Linked DNA regions of Homo sapiens: region 1 is linked to region 2. A link is a loop called in an ENCODE intact Hi-C map of the cell type or tissue named here. Cell type or tissue: CD14-positive monocyte. All regions are shown on one strand. Links, peaks and the distances in the headings refer to the core of each region. The heading gives the core; the rest is flanking DNA. Region 1 overlaps ITSN2 (intersectin 2). Region 2 has its middle 15 kb from the start of ITSN2.

Region 1 (8,571 bases), core at 2,943-5,442, 45 kb before region 2:
CAAGTAAAAATCTCCCAATCTTAGTCTATATTTATCTGTAAGCCTTATCGAAGAGGCAGAAAAATCTAAGTTTAGGGGTTGATGTCTAATATTTCCCTAAAAAGCTAACAAACTTTTACAATATGTAATAATCGTGTTAGAAATACATTAAAATTCTATCCGCTTCCCCTAACTCATCACTGATATTGAAAATATGGGATTTTCATAAACATTTCTGTTGCTTATTCTCATCTCACTTGCTGGCTCTTTCAAACAAGTTCTTATAGTCAGTGAAGAAAAAAATTTTCACATTTACAGAACATCTACTATAGGCTAGATCTCATTCAGTAAGTAGTCTCATCTCGGTTTTTACACACACACGTATATACATACACACACACACATACACACACACATACACATTCACACACAGGCATACTTACAGACAAGTCCCAATAGCAATGGGCATCAAAACAATTTAACAATCTATGTCAGGATTACTAGAGGAGCAAAGTTTTGTACTATACATGAATGCTGCTCTCAGTAACATCTTAAACCCTGAATTGAACTTAAATTAGATATGTCTAAGTTATCGTCAATCTTCTAAGTAGGAAGGTACCACAGTCTACATATGCAATTAATTCTTCAGAAGTTTAAAAAAAATTACTATCTGTATGCCTATATAGCACTTCTAAATGCATTTTCCAACATTTTAGATGATTATTCACATAATCATTCTTTTGTTATTGAATAGTCCATTTGTTCTCAATGTTATATTTTATATATAATGCAATGAACTGCAAAGTAGATATATAAATGTTTATGGAATGGAAGAAGCAGAATAAAGAAGGACCGGGACTGTACTGCTTTATGTTCATTTTGCTTATAAAACTGATTAACATGTTGGCTGAAGTTTACAATTCAACTGTTTAATGCAAATTCCTTTGTATGGGGCATAAAAATCCTCAAACTTGAGTAGAGCATGTTACTACTACAATCACTGCCCTAATTTTAAACTTACATGTATCACTCATTATGGAAAAATTATTTAATTATTAAAAATTGTCTGTGGCATCAATGTTTATAATCCCACACCATTTTCCCAATAGGAGCAATACTCACATTAATCCTTAAATAATAGGTTCTGAAAAGGTAAAACACGAAACAACAAAATCTTTACTTCAAGTCTATCCTTAAATGACACATGACCTCACCACACAGAATTTGATTTTACTTTTTATACAAATAATTCACTTCTCCAAGATTTTCCTAAATCCTGAGACATAAAACTTTAGATATACAACATGTATTTTCGTTATTAACAATGTAATGATTTGGTCCTATGTCTGAAAACAAGTTTAAAAAACAACTGATTAACACTAGACGGTAATATCAAAACAGAATTGCTTTGTGAAGATGGTAGAATGGTGATTCTTCCCTCCTTTTTTTAAATGCTCTTTAATATTACTGTTTTCAATTTAAATAATAAAGAATTATTGAGTTTATTCTCTATTTCCTGATATTTATCTACAATTAGCTAATACAATTTAACATAAAATTAAGAATTCAGAATCTAGATTTCTTTAGCGATTTAAAAATATAATGCATGTTTTTCAATTAATTATAAATGACAAACACAGTAACTTAATACCTACTAAGGGTAGTTAATTAGTATTTGGGAAAAGAATTAAAGCTACAATCAGAACAAAACTTTAAAAACTTTTCATTATTCAAATTACCTAAGCATTTTCTTTTTCTTTTTCTTTTTCTTTTTTTTTTAAATGGAGTCTCACTCTTTCCCAGGCTGGAGTGTAGTGGCCCTATCTCGGTACACTGCAACCACCACCTCCCGGGTAGTTCAAGTGATTCTCCTGCCTCAACCTCCCAAGCAGCTGGGATTACAGGTGCCCATGACCACACTCGGCTAGTTTTTGTATTTTTAGTAGAGATTGGGTTTCACCATGTTGACCAGGCTGGTCTCGAACTCCTGACCTCAAGTGATCTCCCTCCTCAGCCTCACAAAGTGCTGTAATTACAGGCATGAGCCACCACACCCGGCCAGCACTTTCTTTTAAAATGTTTGATATTAAACAATTATGTATGCAGGCATACATAATCTTATCTAAAGGGAAAACATAATCTTACATAAATATTACTAAATTAATCTTTATTGGCTTCATCGGTTTACAATCATGTTATGTTATCAAAATACCTTTAATAGTCACCTTATAGCACTCTGCTATTTGTCATCCAGTTTTATGCATCAAACACAATATACCTTTTGGTTATTCCTAACTGCTCAATGGCAAACACACGTTCCAGAATATAGTCATGGGATTTACAACATAATATTCTTACAGAAGACATATGCAGTGTTCCAAAATATTTTCCAAGAATACTTCAAGTTTTGTATTTATACACTTAAGGAAAATTATCTACATGAATATTTTAAACCTCTACCAAAAAAAAAAAAAATCCATAACCTCATCTTGCCACAAGCACAAAGCTGCTTACCATTCATAGCTGTGGGAAACTGAGCCATCATGGTCCTGAGTTTTCCTTGCTAGCTCTCAGCCATCTGCAACATAAAAATATTGTGCCGTTGATAATACAACAAGGGCAAATCACAGTTTAGTGCACCCGCTAAGCAGTAGGAATGTCTGTCCCCTTCAGCTCACACTTCCAACAGAAAACAATGCAGAGCTTCTGCTGCTGCTGAACAGGCAGAATTTACATTTGAGGAAGGGTAAGAGATTTTGTTGGGTAATCGTGCTGCCTTAATACAGAAAAACAGTCACATATTTAATAGTAGATACTGAATAAAGAAACCCTTGGCATGAACCAACATTCTTGTAGAAATTAATTTGGAAGAGAAAAAAATAAATCAACTGTATAAATTAAGTATATAAGAATAACATGGAAATCCATACTTTTTTTTTTTTTTAAATAGAGTCTCACTCTGTCACCCAGGCTGGAGTGCAGTGGTGCAATCTCAGCTCACTGCAACCTCTGCCTCCTGGGTTCAAGCAATTCTCATACCTTGGCCACCTGAGTAGCTGGGACTACAGGAATGCTCCACCACACCTGGCTAATTTTTGTGTTTTTAGTAGGGACAGGGTTTTGCCATGTTGACCAGAATGGTCTCAAATTCCTGGCCTCAAGTGACCTGCCCACGTCAGCCTCCCAAAGTGCTGAGATTACAGGCGTTAGCCACTGCACCCAGCCCATAGTATCATTTTTTAAAAACTCCCAAACAAGAAAAATATTCAAAATAAATGTAGCGCAGCTGTTTAAATGAGCTCAAGGGGTTTATAAAATAGTCTAAAAGTAATTATTAAAACACACAAAATTATTAAAATACATATATAACATAACTAAATGTGCTGGGCAAGCACTCTAAGAGAAGGGACTTTGGAAATTCACAGCTCTGGGTTCAAACCCAGCTCTGCTATTCTCCCAGCTGTGACCATGGAAAAGTTATTTAACCTTTTTTGAGACTCAGATTACTCATCTATAAAAAATACTTTGCAGAAGTATTTTTTAAAGTGTTAAACATAATCCAGTAAACTGCCTGCCACATAGGGTGTTCAACAAATGGCTGCTATTTTGCAAACAACCAGAAAAGGAGAGTGCAGTATCATTTTGAACCCTGAATTCATTATTCAGCTGTCAATAAATTCAAAAATTGTTCCATGAATCTTTTTGTGGGTCTGTTTTTTTTTTTGTTTGTTTTGTTTTCTTGAGACGGAGTCTCGCTCTGTCGCCCAGGCTGGAGTGCAGTGGCGCAGTCTTGGCTCACTGCAACCTCACCTCCCGGGTTCAAGCGATTCTCCAGCCTCAGCCTCCTGAGTAGCTGGGTCTACAGGCGCACATCACCATGCCCGGCTAATTTTTGTTTGTTTGTTTGTTTGTTTTAGTAGAGACGAGGTTTTACCATGTTGGCCAGGCTAGTCTTGAACTCCTGAGCTCAAGTGATTTGCTTCCCTCAGCCACCCAAAGTGCTGGGATTACAGGCCACTGTGTCCTGCCCGTTCCATGAATTTTGAGAGTAGGACCAGTTAGGAAGTGAAGGCCTAGCAAATTTATAGCAATGCACTTAGTAATTAAAACCATGGATCATAATATTGCAGGAAAACACTACTATATTAAAAGATCATGCCGTATCTCATCTATTTACCCAAATCATTTAAATATTAATATTTTTAGAAGCCTAAGAAAAATATTTGCACAGCCATTTTAAACAAAGAAGGCATTAAGTAGTACATACATCGTGGTCAACGTTTCTCACCATTTTATAGCTAGCTTAAAAAATGAACACAGAAGGAAGTCCCATCAATCAAGTTATGACTGCAACTTCCTCAAATACAGAAATACTGCAAACAAATATAACATTTTTACTTCTTCAATTTTAAATCATAAGTAATGTTAACCCAAAATAAGCTACATGGCTAAAAACAAACTATCTACTTAACAGATATGCAGTAGCAAGGGCCCTTATTCATTAGTTTTCTGTGGCTGAGACCATTTTAAAACATGGGAGAAAACCCACTATTGCAAATAATGCATTTTCTAACTCTGCATAATAGCATGTGAATTATAAAGATGGCTCTAACAACAGAAAAACCAACGAGGAATGGGATCCCATGGACACAAGGCCTTAATCAGTTGGGATCTAGGTCTAAAACTTACAAATCATCTGTCTAGAACCATTTGTTCGTCATCACGTATTCTGTGAATACAAAAGAATGCCAAATAGAGAGCAACGTGAAGAAGAAGACGCGAGAACGAACCCCGGACTGACCAAAGCCTGCATGCCACTGCATCCTGTGCCAAGTGCTTACCTCCTGCCACCGTTGCCACCACCATGCCCAAGAGAAAGGGTGAAGGGGATGCTAAAGGAGATAAAGCCAAGGTGAAGAACGAACCACAGAGAAGACCCATGAGGTTGTCTGCTAAACCTGCTCCTCCAACGCCAGAGCCCAAGCCTGAAAAGGCCCCTGCAAAGAAGGGAGAGAAGGTACCCAAAGGGAAAAAGGGAAAAGCTTATGCTGGCAAGGAGGGGAATAACCTTGCAGAAAATGGAGATGCTAAAACAGACGGGGCACAGAAAGCTGAAAGTGCTGGAGATGCCAAGTGAAGTGTGTGTATTTTTTATAACTGTGTACTTCTGGTGACAGTAGTTTGAAATACTATTTTTTATCAAGTTTTATAAAAAATGCAGAATTTCATTTTACTTTTTTTTTTTTTTAGATGAATTCTCGCTCTATCGCCCAGGCTGGAGTGCAGTGGCGTGATCTTGGCTCACTGCAACCTCCACCTCGTGGGTTCACGCGATTCTCCTGCCTCAGCCTCCTGAGTAGCTGGGATTACAGGCAGGCGCCACCACACCTGGCTAATTTTTGTATTTTTAGCAGAGATGGCGTTTCACCATGTTGGTCAGGCTTGTCTCGAACTCCTGACCTCAGGTGATCCACCTGCCTCAGCCTCCCAAAGTGCTGAGATTATAGGCATGAGCCACTGCACCCGGCCACTTTTTTTTTTTTTTTTTTTTAAGGCAGAGTTTCGCTCTTGTTGCTCAAGCTGGAATGCAATGGCGCGATCTTGGCTGACTGCAACCTCCGCCTCCCAGGTTCAAGCAATTCTCCTGCCTCAGCTTCCCAAGTAGCTGGGATTACAGTTGCGCATCATCACGCCCGGCTAATTTTTTGTATTTTTAGTAGAAATGGGGTTTCACTATGTTAGCCAGGCTGGTCTTGAACTCCTGACCTCAGGTGATCCACCTGCCTCAGCCTCCCAAAGTGCTGGGATTACAGGCATGAGCCACTGTGCCCAGCCTACTTTTTTTTTTTTTAAGCTATGTTGTTAGCACACAGAACACTTCATTGTTGTTTTTGGGGGAAGGGCCATATGTCACTAATAGAATGTCTCCGAAGCTGGACTAATGTGGAGGAAACACCTTTCCCTTCTAGTTTTGAGAGAGTTCCTCTTGGCTCCCAGGAGGAGGGATTCCCTGACTTTAACACACATGGCCACCTTGGCACAAAAGCCTTGTGGTATGGAAAACAAATTTGTTTTTATGTCCTCTTCTCCCTTTCCGTCCTTCAGCAGAGACTTAACTCCCTTAAACCCAGACATCTGTTGAGACCTGACCCCCCAATCATTAGTTACCAGTGTGTCAGGCAATCTGGACTTTCCAGTGATGCCACTGAGACGGCACCTGTCAAAAGAGCAGTGGTTCTTCAGATAAATTCTGCCATTTTCATTTCACTTCCTGAAAGTCAGGGTCGGCTGGGAAAAGTTGTTAAACAATATGCTAAATGTGAAATGTCAACCCTCACTCTAAACTTTCCCTGTTCACAGCATCAGATGAAGACTTCATTGGGTTTTAGAGTGGCTTTCAAGAAGGGAGTTTGAAAGTTGTTGTGGCCAGGCGCAGTGGTTCATGCCTGTAATCCCAGCACTTTGGGAGGCCAAGGCAGGCAGATCACCTGAAGTCAGGAGTTCAAGACCAGCCTGACCAACATGGTGAAACCCCATCTCTACTAAAAATACAAAATTAGCCAGGCGTGGGGCACATGCCTGTAATCCCAGCTACTTGGGTGGCTGCGGCAGGAGAATCGCTTGAACCCAGGAGGTGGAGGTTGCAGTGAGCCAAGATCAGGCCATTGCACTCCAGCATGGGCAACAAGGGCAAAACTCCGTCTCAAAAAAAAAGGAAAATTGTTGTATACTCAATGATTGTCTGCCCATGTCCTGCCTGAAATACCATGATTGTTTACGGAAAGTATCTTTAATAAAGCTGGATACAGTTTGGCTTGGGAAAAAAAAAAAGAATGCCAAATAGTAGATGCTCAGTAATCACAGGCATAATTCTGAAATAAAACCTGAGAATGAACTAAATATTAATAATATTACTGGCAATAAGGGCAAATCCCTTGGGTAAAGCTGAAGGTACTAGTATTACAGAATCTTTATCATCTGGTATGTGGAATTTAGCCACCCATGCACATAGGTACCATATTATATGTAACATTTATATTGTATGTAACATCTGATTAACTGTGGTAACATCTAAATATGGGAGTATATTTTGTTGGAACCAATAAGCTTTTAAAACATATCATTTCATATCTATTACATTTCTATTCTCTCTGCCCCACTGTGGAATAATTACCTAATGCTTAACAATTCTACTAGTCTATTTGCAGAGTAGTACTTAACAATTATAATTGAAATTTTGAAAATGCAACAGATACCAAAAACTTTGTTTTACATTTTTCAAAAAGCAATTAATAAATTAACATTTACTGTTTACCATTAATTCAATACACTTCTGTTGATCACAGTAGATGTACTGTGTCATGCTGAGTATTCATTGAGAATCCAATGTTTCAGGTTCTGCAGAAGGAGCTTCAGACACTGACAAGCTTGTAGACTTATCTACCAGGTGCCAGATACTGCTAGGCACCTTTGATAATATGGATACTCCTCTCACAATATCCCCACAAGGCAGATGATACTGTACTCATTTCACAGAAGAAACTGAAGAGGTTAAATTACTTGCCCAAATTCAGTATGTCATGAAGCCAGAATGCAATCCCAAGCCTGTCTAATTCTTAAGCCCATGAACTTCCCATGGGCTTTATCTGCCTCTTCCTCTCTTAAATGGAGATAATGCGTCACAGGTTCCTACAAACAGCAGGAGAACTTACTGTTAGCACATTTGTCCAGGAGAAGAAAAACAAGCCAGAGATGACTCCCAACACACTGGACAGCATCAATCACATACATAAATTAGGGAGTGCTAATTGTTTCTTATCTCTTGGTATAACTCTCTGAAAGGAAGAAAAGGGTAACCAGCATCTCCCCAGGTACATGACTGGCGCCTGTTTCAGGCAAGTGCAACTGAAGTCAGCATCCAACAAACACCCCTTTCTACTCTTCACAGGGGATGAAATGTAGTGACAGGCAATTTTGGCAAATTTGCAGTCATCATGTATTTTGAATACTGTTAGTTATGTATGGTTTTTAGAATGTTCATATGATTTTCCTGCTCATTAAAAATTAATGCAGAACTGGCATTGTTCCCTTTGTAGAAACCAAGAAAATATATTGGGTAAATAGTAGGCATAAGGCAAAGAACACTGCTTCAATTTAATATAATTCAGTTGCCATTTGGAGTAATTGCCAAACGTACTTTAGACAATGTAGAAAATATACTCACACTAAGACAGAAAAAAGTAGAAATGCTAGAACAAAAGCAGGAAATCCTGCTTTTACAAACGGTCAGTAAGACTCAGAAAAAGTCACAGCCATTATAAGTGAAAAGTCGCTTAATTAAGGTTTAGGGGTTTTTTTGTTTTGTTTTTTGAGACAGAGTCTCATTCTGTCACTCAGACTGGAGTGCAGTGGCACAATCTCGGCTCACTGCAACCTCCACTTCCTGGGTTCAAGTGATTCTCCTGCCTCAGCCTCTTAAGTAGCGGGGACTACAAGCGCACGCCACCACACCTGGCTAATTTTTTTTTTTCTTTTTTTTGAGATGGAGTCTCCCTCTGTCACCCAGGCTGGAGTGCAATTGTGCGATCTCAG
Region 2 (8,571 bases), core at 2,432-4,931:
GAAGGATGAGGTAGGAGGATGGTTTGAGCTCAGGAGGCGGAGGTTGCAGTGAGCAGTGATCACACCACTGCAACTCCAGCCTGACGGACAGAGCCAGACCCTGTCTCAAAAACAAACAAGTTGTAAAAATACTGGAATTGGTATCATCAAGATTGGATTCAGTGTTTAGAAGCCCTAAACGCTGAAACACCCATGTATGAAATTAAATAAAAAGAAAAACATGAAATAACTTAGCCAGGTGTAGTGATGTGTGTCTGTAGTCCCAGCTACTTGGGAGGCTGAGGCAGGAGGATGGCTTGAGCCCAGAAATTCAAGGTTGCAATGGGTCAGGATCATGTCACTGAACTCCAGCCTGGGCAACAGAGCAAGACGTTGTCTCAAAACCCAAAAACAAAAACAAAAAAATTGCTTGATAACTATTTCAACACTTTTTTTTTTTTTTTTTTGAGATAGAGTCTCACTCTGTCACCAGGCTGGAATGCAGTGGCGCAGTCTTGGCTCACTGCAACCTCTCCCTCCCAGGTTCGAGTGATTCTCCTGCCTCAGCCTCCTGAGTAGCTAGGACTACAGGCATGTGCCACCACGCCCAGCTAATTTTTGTATTTTTAGTAGAGACAGGGTTTCACCATGTTGGCCAGGATGGCCTCGATCTCTTGACCTTGTGATCCGCCCGCCTCGGGCTCCCAAAGTGCTGGGATTACAGATGTGAGCCACTGCGCCCAGTTCAACACATTGTTTTTTGTTTTTGTTTTTTTTTGAGACAGAGTCTTGCTCTGTCGCCCAGGCTGAAGTGCAGTGGCACATGTCAGCTCACTGCAAGCTCCACCTCTCGGGTTCAAGCCATTCTCCTGCCTCAGCCTCCCAAGTAGCTGGGACTACAGGCACCTGCCACCACACCCAGCTAATTTTTTGTAATTTTAGTAGAGACGGGGTTTCACCGTGTTAGCCAGGATGGTCTCAATCTCCTGACCTCGTGATCCATCAGCCTTGGCCTCCCAAAGTGTTGGGATTACGGGCGTGAGCCACCGCGCCCGGCCCTCAACACATTTTTTATAAAAATGTGGAATTATTTCTAAATAACTATGTGTGTGTGTGTGTGTATGCAAATGTGCAGACAGGTATGCTCTAGGCCTGCCCTTGCTTGGCCAGGCCCAGGAGAATGTGCTTACTTTGCTTTTTTGGGTGCCCCTTTTGCAGCACCCTTTTTGGGTGTTCATTAGAACCCAGGATGTAGAGTAGACTGTGTAGACTTGGGTTCCTATCATGGAAACTCTAGGTGGGTAAGGCGGCAACCGAGAAAGCTACAGCCAAGTGTCAACTACTTTGTGACCATCTCAAGGGAGAGAGCTGTGCCAGGTATCTTCCAATTTATATGATAGGAGCTTAGTTTTATACTTGTGATGAGAATTTTGCCCAAGCTTGATCCTGACTGAGAAGCAAGTAAGCAGTTCCTGAAGGCCTTATGTGGTTGTTCTCAACTTCTTCACCAAATTCCCACCAGATTTTATTATCCCACCCCCTATTCCTGACTTGGATTTTTTTTTCCCTAATTTTAAAAAACTGCATTTAATATGTAAGTTTGTTGCACTGGACATGGTGGCTCATGCCTTGTAATCCCAGCACTTTGGGAGGCCAACCTGAGTAGATCACTTGAGCTTAGGAGTTCAAGACCAGCCTAGGCAACATGGTGAAATTTCATCTCTACAAACAATACAAAAATTAGCCTGGCATGGTGGCACATTCCTGCAGTCCCAGCTACTCCGAAGGCTGAGGGAGGAGGATGGCTTCAGCCTGGGAGGCAGAGGTTGCAGAGAGCTGAGATCTCACCACAGTGCTCAAGCCCGGGTGACAGAGTGAGACTCTGTCTCCGAAAAAAAAAAAAAAAAGAAAAAAAATCCCTTTTAGGATGGGAAATTAAGAAAATAAGATCATGATCAGTGTTAAACTACCCAAATAAAAAATTGCAGAGAAAAAATAGACAAAAATTACTTTAAAGAAACAGAATGGGCCGGGGGCAGTGGCTCATGACTGTAATCCCAACACTTTGGGAGGCTGAGGCGGGTGGATCACCTGAGGTCAGGAGTTAGAAATCAGCCTGGCCAACATGACAAAACCCCATCTCTACTAAAAATACAAAAATTAGCCGGGCGCGGTGGTGGGCGCTTGTAATCCCAGCTACTTGGGAGGCTGAGGCAGGAATATCGCTTGAACCCGGGAGGCAGAGGTTGCAGTGAGCCGTGATCATGCCATTGCACTCCAGCCTGGGCGACAGAGCAAGACTCCGTCTCAAAAAAACAAAAAAAAAAGAAGAAAAAAAAAAAGAAATGGAATGGCTCCAGATCAGAGCAAACTGTGACTGTATGTATTAAGAGTGCAATCTGAAGGAAGCAGGTTTGTTAGCCTGGGCAGTTGTTATAAAAGGAGAATCTCTAAGATTCTCCCAGCACTTTGGGAGACCGAAGTGGGAGGATCCCTTGAGGCCAGGAGTTCTAGACCAGCCATGGGCAACACAGTGAGACATCATCTCTATGAAAATAAATAAATAAATAAATAAATAGCTGAGCATGGTGGCATGCACCTATAGTCCCAGCTACTTGGGAGGCTGAGGTGGGAGCATCACTTGAGCCCAGGAGTTTTGAGTTCAAGGTTACAGGGAGCTGTGATTCTACTGCTGCACTCCAGCCTGGGCAACAGAGTGAGACCTTGTCTTTACAAAATCAAAAAATACTAAATTTTGGCAGTGCACATTTGTGATATGGTGAAATATATATTCTGGTCTTTGTCCCAGTTTCCTGACGTGCAGCTCCTAAAACCCTTGGAATCTCTGGAGTGATAGGACTGTCTTTCGTATGCTAATGAGATGACTGGTGGCTGACAGCCCTTAGGTAGGTACTTTCAGGATGGGCCCTGGTCACCTAAAAGACCAAGGCATGATTAGAGGAATAGGACTTTTGGCCCCATCCCCTAGCGTTGGAGGACATGAGTGGGGCTGAAGACTGATCTGATCACCAATGGCCAATGATTTAATCAATTAAGCCTATGTAATGAAGCCTCCATAAAAACCTAAAGAGACTGAGTTTGGGGAGCTTCCAGATAGCTGCACAGATAGAAGTTCCTGGAGAGTGGCATGTCCAGAGAGGGCATGGAAGCTCTGTGCCCCCTTTGCCCTTTGCATCTCTTCCATCTGGCTGCCATCTGTATCCTTTGTAATATCCTTTATAATAAATGGGTAAACATAAGTAAAGAGTTTCCCTGAGTTCTGTGAGCTGCTCTGGCAAATTATTAGAACCTGAGAAGAGTTCGTGACAACTCCATTACAGCCAGTTGTTCAGAAGTTCCAGAGGCTTGAACTTGTGACTGGCATGTGAGTGGGAGGAAGCCCTACGAGACTGACCTCAACCTGTGGGATCTGATTCGGTCTCCAGGTAAACAGTGTAAGAATTGAATTGAATTAGAAAACACACAGCTGGTGTCTGCAGGGGAACCAGCTGCAGAATTAATTGCTTGGTGTGCATGGGAAAACTCCCTACACATCTGGGGTCACAGAAGTATTCTGTGTTATTACAGTAGGAAAAAAATGAGTTTGTTTATTTATTTATTTATTTGAGACAGAGTGTTGCTCTGTCGCCCAGGCTGGAGTGCAGTGGCGCGATCTCAGCTCACTGCAACCTCTGCCTCCCGAGTTCAAGCGATTCTCCTGCCTCAGCCTCCTGAGTAGCTGGGACTACAGGCACCTGCCACCACACCCGGGTACTTTTGTGTGTGTGTGTGTGTGTGTGTGTGTGTGTGTGTGTGTGTGTGTGTGTGTGTATTTTTTTAGTAGAGAAGGGATTTCACCATATTGGGCAGGCTGGTCTCAAACTCCTGACCTTGTGATCCACCCACTTTGGCCTCCCAAAGTGCTGAGACTACAGGCATGAGCTACCGCACCCGGCCAATTTTTTTCTATATCCTCTTTTTTGAGACGATGTCTCACTGTGTTGCCCAGGCTGGAGTGCAGTGGCACGATCTTGGCTCACTGCAGCCTCTGCCTCCCGGGTTCAAGCGATTCTCTGCCTCAGCCTCTTGAGTAACTGGGATTACAGGCGCCCACTACCACACTCGGCTAATTTTTGTCTTTTTTAGTAGAGATGGGGTTTTGCCAAGTTGACCAGGCTGGTCTCGAACTCCTGACATCAGGTGATTCGCCTGCCTCGGCCTCCCAAAATGCTGGGATTACAGGCATGAGCCACTGCGCCCAGCGTGATTTTTTTCTACATCCTTATACCATCCAGCCACTTTCCAGGGAAGAGAAAATCTCAAACTGTGGTATTTATGGTTCCACTGGCAAGACTATGTTTATTGAAGGGATACTACCTGTTTATTTTAGCTGGGTTCCATTAAGCTTTTAAGTGACTACCTGCCACTGGTATGATTCCAGGGTGAGCAAGCCACATCCTAATTATAAGTTGGTTCCCTGTGTAGGTCACCTCACAGGGAAAGCGTATGCTGGTCATGCTAAGAGTACTACTCTGGCTACTTGGGAGGCTGAGGCAGGAGAATGGTGTGAACCTGGGAGGCAGAGCTTGCAGTGAGCCGACATCGCGCCACTGCACTCCAGTCTGGGCGACAGAGTGAGACTCCATCTCACACACACACACACACACACACACACACACAAAAGAGTACTACTCTGGCCTGTGTGACTGTGATAATTCTCAGTACCAATTAACACATTGTCCCTGTTTGTTCACCGGGCTCTATGAGTTTGGTTAACATGAGAGATGATCTCAAGTGGGCTGACAAAATGGGGTTTTGAAGCCAGCAAGGCCGAGAGCCAAGGAACATCAGCAAGGAATGCGTCCTTTAGACTCTTGGAGGACAGGGTGTGTGCAATTTATCTCTTCCCAGCTTGCTGCACATGGCCTGTCCCCAGTAGAAGCTCAGTGTTCATTTATCTGAACTAGACATCCTTAATAGTAAGGCCCATTTTATAATTGCAATCTTATTTTATAACTAATCAAAGCATATGATCACCAAAGTTTTTTTAACCTAAAAAAATTTACTCAGGTAGGCTGGGCACAGTGGCTCATGTCTGTAATTCCAGCACTTTGGGAGGCTGAGGAGGGCGGATCACTTGAGCCCAGGAGTTCAAGACCAGCCTAGCCAACATGGGTAAACCCTGTCTCTACTAAAAATACAAAAATTAGCCAGGCATGGTGGCGCATGCCTGTAGTCCCAGCTACTTAGGAGGCTGAAGCATGAGAATCGCTCGAACCTGGGAGGTGGTGGTTGCAATAAGCCGAGATCACGCCACTGCACTCCAGCCTGCCTGATGGAGTGAGACTCTGTCTCAAAAAAAAAAAAAAAAAAAAAATTTACTCAGGTAATATATATTTTTAAGAAAAATTATAAAATGGTTATAAGTAAAAAGAAAAAATAACCATATATATTTTTATTACTTAGAGAAAACCATTGTTAACCTTTTGGTGTGGGTGGGCATGTGCCTCACGCCTGTAATCCCAGCACTTTGGGAGTATGAGGCAGGCGGATCACGAGGTCAGGAGATCGAGACCATCCCTGGCCAACATGGTGAAAACCTGTCTCTACTAAAAATACAAAAATTAGCTGGGTGTGGTGGTGGGCGCCTGTAGTCCCAGCTGCTCGGGAGGCTGAGGCAGGAGAATCGCTTGAACCCAGGAGGCAGAGATTGCAGTGAGGTGAGATCATGCGGCCTGGCAACAGAGCAAGACTCCATCTCAAAAACAACAACAACAACAACAACAACAAAAAACATTTTGGTATATACCCTTTCAGATATTTTTGTATGTGTACAAATGCATATATATTTAAATATACATATATTCTTACACAAACGGAATCTTACCATAATGCAGTTTTGTAGCTTGCCTTTTTTTTACTTACATAGAAAATGAAAATTTTTCTATGTCAATAAAAATAAATAATCTATGATTTTTTTTTTTTTTAGACAGAGTCTCACTCCATCACCCAAGCTGGAGTGCAGTGGCTTGATCTCAGCTCACTGCAACCTCTGCCTCCCGGGTTCAAGTGATTCTTGTGCCTTAGTCTCCCAAGAAGCCGGGATTGCAGGCGCCCGCCACCACACCAAGCTAATTTTTTTGTACTTTTAGTAGAGACAGGGTTTCGCCATGTTGGCCAGGTTGATCTTCAACTCCTGAGCTGAAATGATCTGCCCACCTCAGCCTCCCAAAGTACTGGGATTACAGATATGAGCCACTGCACCCAGCCTATGAAATAATTCTTAATGACTGCATAGTATTCCTCAATATGTATGTACCATAACTTAAACATTCTTCTCTTATTAACCATTAAGTTGTATCCATTTTTTATTATACACAACACTTTAAATAACACATTTATTACTTTTGCAGAATAAATTCCTATACAAGATCTTGCTAGGTCAAAGTATATTCATGTTTTATATATTTTGATATATAGCCAAATTGTGTTCTAGAGGGCTCATTTTTCCACTCTAGACTGTCTGCAGCTTAATATCACCTGACATTGGCCAGGTGCAGTGGCTCATGCCTATAATCCCAGCTTTTTGGTAGGCTGAGGTGGGCGGATCACTTGTGGTCAGGAGTTCAAGACCAGCCTGGCCAACATGGCAAGACCCCGTCTCTACTAAAAATACAAAAAAAAAAAAAAAAAGAAAAAAGAAAGCTGGGCATGGTGATGTGCGCCTGTAGTCCCGGCTACTCGGGAGGCTGAGTCAGAGAATTGCTTGAACCCAGGAGGCAGAGGTTGCAGTGAGCCAAGATCAAGCCACTGCACTCCAGCCTGAGTGACAGAGCAAGACTCTGTCTCAAAACAAACAAACAAACAAACCCCAGTATCACTTGACATCCCTGGAGCTTAGGGCCACTACAACCCACAGGATCCTCAGCAACTAATTGGAAATCCAGATTCAGCTTTGTAATCAGCCTCCCTTTCCTCCTCCAATCCCAGGCTCATCCCTCCAAACCTGAGCTACAGCATCTCCCTCCCTCCTCTTTTCCTTCCTTCCTTTCTTCCTTCTCTCATTCCTTCCAGGTCTTGCAGTTCCTTTGGGGAAGCTATGAATGCCTCTGGAGTAGAAGTGCCCAGTTTAATTTCAGTTTAAGATTAACAGCAAATGTTGCATGGAACAATAGTATAAATAATTGTTACTATAAAAATTATCTGAATTGAAGTTTAGTTGGGTGTTCTATATTTTTATATGCCAAATCTGACGACTCTGTCTGTGGATTCTTTTTTTTTTTTTTTGAGACAGAGTTTTGCTCTTGTTGCCCAGGCTGGAGTGCAATGGTGCAATCTTGGCTCACTGCAACCTCTGCCTCCTGGGTTCAAGCAATTCTCCTGCCTCAGCCTCCCAAGTAGCTGGGATTACAAGTGCCGGCCACCACGCCTGGTTTTTTTTTTTTTTTTTAGTAGAGTCGGGGTTTCACCATGTTGGTCAGGCTGGTCTCGAACTCCTGACCTCAGGTGATCCACTCGCCTCAGCCTCCCAAAGTGCTGGGATTACATGCGTGAGCCATTGTGCCCAGCCTATCTGTGTATTCTTTTTTTTAGGCAGTTTCACACTTGGTGGCTAGAGTGCAGTGGTGTGATCTCAGCTCACTGCAACCTCCGCCTCCCAGGTTCAAGTGATTCTCCTGTCTCAGCCTCCTGAGTAGCTGGGATCACAGGCGCCCGCCACCACGCCTGGCTAATTTTTTTGTATTTTTAGTAGAGACAGGGTTTTACCATGTTGGCCAAGCTGGTCTCAAACTCCTCACCTCAGGTGATCCACCCTCCTCGGCCTCCCAAAGTGCTGGGATTACAGGCGTGAGCCACCACACCCGTCCCTATCTGTGTATTCTTTAATCGGATGCCATCTGCCCTAAGTCTAGCAAGATTCCTCAAAATGTCTAATATTTGCATACCTCTCTTCTCTATTTTCAGTGCTGATGAAAAGTTTTCCTTGCTTTTCATCTTTAGTCTTTTCATTTTTTTTGAATTGGGAGGGAGAGGAATCAACCATGTCTTCTTAAGCTGCTATCTTTTTCTAAAAGTATAAAAATCATTATTTTATTTATTTATTTTTATTTTTATTTTTATTTTTGAGACAGAGTTTTGCTCTTGTTGCCCAGGCTGGAGTGCAATGGCGCGATCTTGGCTCACCACAACCTCTGCCTCCCGGATTCAAGTGATTCTCCTACCTCAGCCTCCCGAGTAGCTTGGATTACAGGCATGCGCCACCATGCCCAGCTAATTTCGTATTTTTGGTAGAGACAGGGTTTCTCCATGTTGGTCAGGCTGGTCTCGAACTCCCGACCTCAGGTAATCTGCCCACCTTGGCCTCCCAAAGTGCTGGGATTATAGGCGTGAGCCACTGCGCCAGGCCTAAAAATCATTATTTCAAAAAGATGACTTTGAAGATTATGAGATTGTTCATGACATATTATTTGGAAACAATAGGTTACAAAGAATGTGTTATGATGCATTTCAGTTTAAAGTATATTACTTTAAAATGGTAGGAATAATTTTAGTAAGATTCTATAGTCAGATCCCAGTTAAACTCCTGATTCT

The links. Hi-C counts contacts between places; a loop is a spot of excess contacts. Peaks named below come from ENCODE experiments on the same cell type or tissue, not always from the same donor. Only the 100,000 strongest peaks of a DNase experiment are listed, where the experiment ranks them.
Region 1: it touches region 2 in a loop (2.4-fold over the local background); 16 of 110 quality-filtered maps call a loop at or near these places.

Annotation. Positions count from the first base shown.
Region 1 is chr2:24,325,559-24,334,129 of GRCh38, forward strand. ITSN2 (intersectin 2) reads right to left here. Exons shown (of 40, transcript NM_006277.3): 2 at 2,494-2,557. The coding sequence starts at 2,524. It also overlaps the pseudogene HMGN2P20. Among named protein-coding and RNA genes, the nearest start is that of ITSN2, 31 kb to the right of the region's middle. RefSeq lists an enhancer at 4,336-4,405. In CD14-positive monocyte, for the core only: no CTCF peak of the experiment used is centred there; a DNase peak (open chromatin) is centred at 4,303; H3K4me3 peaks cover 1,596 bases; H3K27ac peaks cover 1,663 bases.
Region 2 is chr2:24,371,059-24,379,629 of GRCh38, forward strand. No RefSeq gene overlaps it. Among named protein-coding and RNA genes, the nearest start is that of ITSN2, 15 kb to the left of the region's middle. In CD14-positive monocyte, for the core only: no CTCF peak of the experiment used is centred there; no DNase peak of the experiment used is centred there.